2 separate regions of the Homo sapiens genome follow, and region 1 is linked to region 2. Evidence: chromatin contacts called from ENCODE Hi-C data. All regions are on one chromosome and are shown on one strand. Each heading gives the region's core, a stretch centred on a gene start or an enhancer-like site at or near the end of the contact. The rest is flanking DNA. Distances are from core to core; before and after follow the strand shown.

Region 1 (3,511 bases), core at 596-3,095, 49 kb after region 2:
ATTTAATTTGTCCAGGCTCACAGAATTAGTACCTGCGATTCCCACTACCCTAGACTGTTCTACCTGCCTTAAAAGATCACTGTGAGATAAAATGAAATAAGAGATGAGAACAAACATGTCACACTGTCCAAAATGTGGTACTACTGGTGAATAGTCCTCAGCTGCGAAGTCAGTAAACTTGACTTTAAAGTTCTTACCTCTCCACTTACTATTAATAAGTGTACAGGTTTGTCAACATCACTTCACTTCTCTGAACCTCAGTTTTCTCAACAATAAATGGGGCACAAGATTACAGGCATCGATGCCTGCCTTACAGACTGTTAGGAGACTCCAGCAAGACAGCAATTGTAAAAACCCTTTGTGCTCTGTAGAGCCCTATACAAATGTGTGCTATTATTATTATTGCTATTACCATTATTATTACACCATGTTCTTTGGGCAAGACATTTATGTTAAACTGACACAGCACATAATTGGAGTGCTCAAGTTAAATAAATGAAGTCAGCTGTCTGACTCCTTTAAGATAAATGATGTTATTATAACATAATTGTATAACCCCATATAGCTTACAGCAGCAAAAGGATGTGTATTTCACATGCCCTCCTATAATTACATCCCCATTATAATTTTGCAGTTAGTTGCGATGAGCTCTGGTCATGAAAACATGCCAATTTTGTATGGGATTGAAGTCTGCCTAATTTTAGCAAATTGAGAGTCACACAAAAGAAAAGAGATAAATACTATGTTGTTATTTTTCATTAGAGAATTGCTATATTAAGAGGCTGCGATCCAGCTGTGTTTGTTTAAATAAAAGTGTGATTTGAATACCTCCTACAGCTAATGTTCCTGCCAATGAATAAAAGATAAAAATGCGGCTCTCGTTGGATGGGAGTCTCTGCGTTCTAGCTGACTCGGAGATTTATTGTTCCACATAAGGAAGTTGAAAGCGTGGAGGGCAGACCACACGCAGCGGCCTTTTGTGTATTGTTTCAAGCCGTATCACTAATAGATTTCTTCCACCGAGGCTCCCAGCAATTCAGCTGTGCTCAAATGCTCCACTTAACTGTGAAAAAAAATAATAATAAAATAGTAATTATGCCTAAATGGCAAATGCAGCCCAGCTCAATGCCACAAGGAAGAAAGTAAACAGGAACAAATACTATTCAGAGAAGAAATGCTGTATTTTAATGCTGGTGATAATGGATTTAAGCCTCATTTTTCTTTCAAAGACTCCTCTCACTCATATCCCAGTGCCTCTCTTTCCCCTGTGTCTCCCCTAAAAACTAGCAATATTCTCCTGACATTCATTCTCCTCAAGCCAGCCACCTCAGAATGAAAGAAATGTGATATCCAGGCTATAGTGCAATTCCAAAGCGTGTGGAGTGATATTCTAGGAGCTTGGCATACCAGGATATAAGCAGGGTTAAAATCTCCACCCTCAAGCAGATCACAGTCTAATGATGGATGTAAGATATGCGTTCCCCATTCTCCAAACTGCTATCTTTTTGAAAAATGTCATTATCTCACTGCTTGCTCTTGACCACTCAATTCCTGCCAAATTCCACTTTTCATCTTAAAGTAGCCATAGCAGACTTCTTATAGACACACACACACACATACACACACGTGCGTGGACACACAGCATGCTATCTCTTACCTCAGGCCTTTGCAAGCACTGCCTACCTTCTCTACTGACTTTTCTTCCCTCCCTTACCCATGTAGCAGACTCCTACTCATTTTCATGATTCAATTCAAACACTGTTTCCCAGAAATCTTCCCTGCTCCACCCACGGGTGCTCCAAATGTGGGATGAGCAGACCTCCTCTCTGTTGCAAAGACGCACTGCATAATCTGTCTTGCTGATCCTCAGCTCAGGAGGCTGGAGTGGGCTGGAGAGACATGCATCATGTGTTTCCCAACCCCATTCTGGAGCACAGGGAGCATATTTCTTCCTTTCTCTCTTTTATCTCCCCACCAATCTTTATCATCCACCAGAATCACAGCCATCATGAGCAACTGTCACTGATAGGAGTGCATTTTCAGATGAGTTAGAGCTGGAATAAGGAGACCTATAGTTGACTGAAATGTTCTGTTTGTTTCTCTGTCTCCCCATTAAGCCTCTGAGGGTGGAAACTGTATCATTTCACCCCTACAACTTCAGGGCCCCTAACACTGACTAGAAATTTATAGATGTGTAGTATGATGGATGGATGGATGGGTGAATGGATGGATGGATGGGTGAATAGATGAATGGATAATAAAACATAATTTAGGAAAGGAGACTGGTGACATACGAAAAGTGAAAACAACTGCAATGAGAGCCAAAATGAGGGACAGTTCATTTACAGAGGGAAAATAATGAAGGATCCCTACAGAAAGAGTGACCGCAGAGGTAAGACTTAAAAGATCTTGTGATTAGGAACAAAGCATCCCAGGCAGAGGGTACAATGAAAGTAACGACTGAACAAACACACAAGAACCTACACTATCCAAAGGGTCCAGTTACTTTAGAAATCAACACTTAATTTTTTCCAGTAATAACCAACCTCTGAGAACTTAAGAAACAATCTTCAAGACCTACCTGCATAGATAATGAAAAAAAAATCAGTTTCAGATGGTTTTGTTTCACTGTTTTTGTAAAACCCAACTCTGGCTAACTAGCTTGATTTTCCACCTTTCTGTTCTTTCAAAGGCTGAATACATATGATTCACATCTACAGTATGTGCTCAGTATACTGAATGAAGTGACTGAACTAATAAACTCAAAATTACCATCACTGGAGACAATAAAAGTGTCACATCACTTCATCAGAGTCACCACTTCATGGTGAAGAAGAATTGCTTGGTTTGAGGTTGGGGGAGAAGTCCCCCTTATTGACTGCTTAATTCTGTGCACATTATTTAATCTTGCTGAGCTTCCATTTCCTCTTCTACAAATGACATTAAAAACAGTTGCATCTAAGGCTATTGTTGAAATCAAATGAGACAACTATTAGGTTAAACCACATGAAATTGCCATTTGATAGGTGAAAGAGCAGCAATTTTATGTGGTTCAATCTAATGGAACAGTGATTAGAATATGATAAATGCTCAATTTATGTTAACAATAAATCTTTATTGTGTATACATGATAAATACTAGTTTAAACCCTATTTATATCATTTAGAAGCAGTTAATCAATAAGTCACTTATTGTTCTAACTGAATAATAAGTCCCTGCAAATACCCAACTATGTGTTATGGGAACAGTTTAGAAAACATTGTATCCTATTCATTTCTTAACTTTTTCTGTTGGCATCTGTCAAGGATATTGAAAAGGTATATTCATGTTCAAAAGCCTTCTTTAATTTTCATCACCAGTTCACTAGTAACTTATTGTTCATCTGTAAAATGAAGTTGATGATATTTGCCTTATAGGTATACTGTAAGGGTAAAAAGAAATTCAAATTTCCAATGCAAAGAAGGTACTCAACAAATAGAATCCTGTATGATTGCAAAAGACCAAGATCTAT
Region 2 (3,833 bases), core at 259-2,758:
TTTTGTACACCTTTTCCATAGGTAACATGATAGATTTATGCAAGAGTCCTAATGCGGAGTTAGCAAACTCTGTCGAAAGGATCAGAGAGTAAATATTTTAGGCTTTATGGGATATATGGTCTTGTCACAACTATTCAACTGTGCTCTCGTAGTGGAGAAAAAAGGCAATAAGTAAATGAATGAGCATGGCTATGTTCCAATAAAACTTTATTTAAAAGATCAGGCATGGACAAAGATTTGACCTGTAGGCCATAGTTGCCAACCCCAGATCTAATGTATGGTGCTGGGTATGAGAAAAGTGCCTAGCGGTAGCCCTTATGTACAGATGATCTCTAAAGCCTGGATTTAGTTGGAGCACTTTGCCAATGTTCTTGAACAAGTACTATATTTTATATGATTTTGACAACACAAAATAAGAAAGCAGGATTAGATAGGCAAGTTCAAATTGAGGATAAAAGCTGATATTGCTCTTTCTGCATATTATGAGCTGTGGATTAGCACTGTATTAGAAAAAAGTTTGAAACTGGGAGGTGATGTACTACTTAGACATGCTGCTCCTTAGTTATGTGGCTCAGGCAAGCTACTTATCTTTTTTAAGTCCAAGTATTTTTTTTCCATTAAGTCTACATAATAATATAACATATCTTACTGGCTTCTTGTGATGATAAATGATACAATAAGTGAAAGACACAACATAGTCCCTAACAGAGCAAATACTCTAAAGTCATAATTAGATGCAGATACAATTGTACACTTAAATATGGAAGGACATAATTATTGGTATATGAAGGGACATAGGAATAAATATAGACATGGATGAATGGTGAAATCATAAGCTAGCTCCTGGTCACTGCAAGTGTTCAAGTGGAGACTGAAGAGTCATTATTTACAAAAGAACAAGTTGTACCAGGAAATGCTCTGAGTTTCTAATTTTAAATTTGCAACGTAATGACAGAGTCAGGATGCTTACCCACTGTTGGATACTTTCAATTAAGTTTTCATGTCAGGGCTAGGTTGGATATTTTGCATCATATGGAGGCAACACTCTGCAGGAAGAAGCATGGACTTCAGCATCAAACACACATGAGCTTGAACTTTCAGCTCTACTATTCTACTATCTGTTGGCATTAAGCCTGTTGATTCACCTATTTTAATTATTCAAACGGGGTCAATATCCCTAAAAGGACTAAATTAGGTAATAAAGTAACTGGCACATAGTAGATAATGACACTTTCCTTCCCAGCATTTTTTTTTTTTATTCTGAATACCCCCTGTACACTCTAAATAAGGTTCTCACCTTAGGTTTTCCTCTTCATCCTTCCATTTTCTTCATCAGGAGCAAAATTAAGTTTCTATCAAGTGCTCACTGACATTACCCTGGCATCTGAACTATCCAATGTGACATACACAAAACTTTAATGTGTAGACATGCTAATCAGAAGGGAAATGTCAAATCTGCATACATTTCAAATGACCCAACAATATTTACCTTAGAGCTACGTCTCCTATTTTTCTGACAATTGCCTCATTGAGGAAGTGACTCATGCAGCATACCAAGCCCCATTCCATCTGAGAACTTTACCTCCGACTGGTTTGAAAGCATCAAAAAGATGAATGTCACTGCCTTGCAGTTAGTAAGGAGGCTAATTTGATTTGACAAATGATGCTGATTTTGAAGGGGTCACTAATCATTAGAACTACCGAGGACAAAGAGTGCCTTGAAGCTGGATAAAAATTGAATATTTAAACAGTTTGTTATGCAAATTTACTTTCTACCTGTCAGGAGTGTGTAAAGCACAGGGTTAGAGAGTTTGTGGTAAGGCCATCCCTAGGCTGATGACTTCTCTGCACAGTCTGTCCTCACCACCCAGAGGTCTAGTGGCCCAAAGCCCTTGGATCTGCAACTCCTGCTCACCCAGGTGGAGGGTGAGGTGAGCACAGCTCCACAAGGAGTTCAGAGCCTCCACTTCTCAATCTCTCACTATCCCTTCTCCATGGCCATCAAAAAAATGAAGAGTGAGCTGAGTTAAAATCCAGTTCACCCGAAATGCCAACTTCCAGATTAGCAAATAACCCCTCATGGCCCCAAAAGAGAGAAATCCGGAGCTTTATGAAGGCTACACTGACATTCTCAAGGAACCTCAGCATTTTGAAGCAACAGGGCCTCCTTCTTGTCTCTAGTATCTACAGAAAAGCCTTTGTCTCCATAGCTACTCATTCTCCATTTTAATTAGAGGCTTTATTTTGTTTTGTTTGTTTTGTTTTGAAGTTTTATTATAAGTTCAGGGGTACATGTGCAGGTTTGTTTTATAGGTAAACTTGCATCATGGGGGTTTGTTGTACAGATTATTTCATTACCGAGATATTAAGCCTAGTACTCATTAGTTATTTTTCCTTATCCTCTTCCTCCTCCCACCCTCCATCCTCAGGTAGGCCTCAGTGTGTGTCGTTTCCCTCTATATGTCCATGTGTTCTCATCATTTAGCTCCTACTTATAATTGAGAACATGTGGTATTTGGTTTTCTGTTTTGCATTAGTTTGCTGAAGATAATGGCCTCCAGCTCCATTCATGTCTCTGCAAAGGACATGAACTCATTTTTTTTTAATGGCTGCATAGTGTTCCATTAACATCCTCATTCCAACTGATCATTAGAGAAATTCAAATCAAAACCAAAATGAGACACCATCTCACATCAGTCAGAATGGCTATTATTAAAAAGTCAAAAAATAACTGATGCTGGTAAGGTTGTGGAGAAAGAGGAATGTTTATACACTGTTGGTAGGAGTGTAAATTACTTTAAGCATTTTAGAAGACAGTGTGGTAATTCCTCAAAGACCTAAAAACAGAAATGCCATTTGACCCAGCAATCCCATTACTGGGTATATACCCAAAGGAATACAAATTATTCTATTACAAAGACTCATGAATGCGTATATTCATTGCAACACTATTCACAATAGCAAAAGCAGGGAATCAACCTACATGCCCATCAGTGATAGACTGGATAAAGAAAATGTGGTTTCTTTTGTTTTTAATCAAAAGTATCCTCAAGGATATTTGCTTCCTCACATATGCCCCACACAGTGACTGCCCCTTTGTACTCACTCACTGAGAAAGTCCTTTGTCTTTTTTGGTCACACTGCAGCCCTCTGTCCACTCTGTACTCTGTGTGACGTGAGGGCAACATTCAGCCCCTTTTCATTTAGGTTTTCTCAAACATTGCCATGAAAATGAAAGGTTTGACCCCAAAGCCCAAACTTAGGTTTCCTGACATTGGGCAATATTCCTGTAACATTGCCTTGAGCATTTCCATATCTGTAGTAGGGCAGAGGTAACACATGTTAATCTCACTTCCCATATTGTGTTTCCTACACTCAATTTATGATCATTGAACTGGTTGTGGAGGGCCTTCTGAGCCATTGTGAGAAATGGAGCACTACCCTGAGTGAGATAGGAAGCCAAGGGAGAGTTCTGAGCAGTTTCTTATTTTAAAGCTTGTGGACAACACTATTTCTTCAGAGGGCCATTGTGAAATAATGTATGTAAAACACATAGCACAAGGCCTGTTACATAATTAGTACACAATAACTGTGCGCTGCTGCCTTTATGAACATTAAATTCATAGCCGCTTTACCTTGGCCTTTTTATTTTATTTTACTTTTTCTTTTGGTGTAAGGGAGGGTACATTATAAATTGAACAAATGTCCTTGCTCTTGTAAGACTGATATATATTTCTGAATAGTCTGACAAAAATCTAACAGTTCTAGACTACACATGCTTTTAGCAACTGAACCAAAGCCAGATTCTTGTTTTTAATATCTTCACTCTGGGA

Evidence for each region. Hi-C counts contacts between places; a loop is a spot of excess contacts on that map. Pooled maps may share reads with other maps.
Region 1: a loop to region 2 is called in a map of endothelial cell of umbilical vein, with 4 times the contacts of the local background. The contact joins the promoter of LINC01748 here to the enhancer-like site in region 2. A Hi-C loop is called at or near these places in 3 of 168 maps with a recorded cell type or tissue (aorta, dorsolateral prefrontal cortex and endothelial cell of umbilical vein) and 1 of 50 pooled maps.

Annotation. Positions count from the first base shown.
Region 1 is chr1:60,620,840-60,624,350 of GRCh38, forward strand. It overlaps LINC01748 (long intergenic non-protein coding RNA 1748), which reads right to left and starts at 1,846. Exons shown (of 8, transcript NR_146508.1): 1 at 1,658-1,846.
Region 2 is chr1:60,572,368-60,576,200 of GRCh38, forward strand. The region is part of intron 4 of LINC01748 (long intergenic non-protein coding RNA 1748); the gene reads right to left. Among named protein-coding and RNA genes, the nearest start is that of LINC01748, 48 kb to the right of the region's middle. Within about 2 kb of position 1,509, at least 6 of the 41 ENCODE cell types and tissues checked have a DNase peak (open chromatin) inside an H3K27ac peak, as active enhancers do; they include endothelial cell of umbilical vein, where a contact is called at or near this core.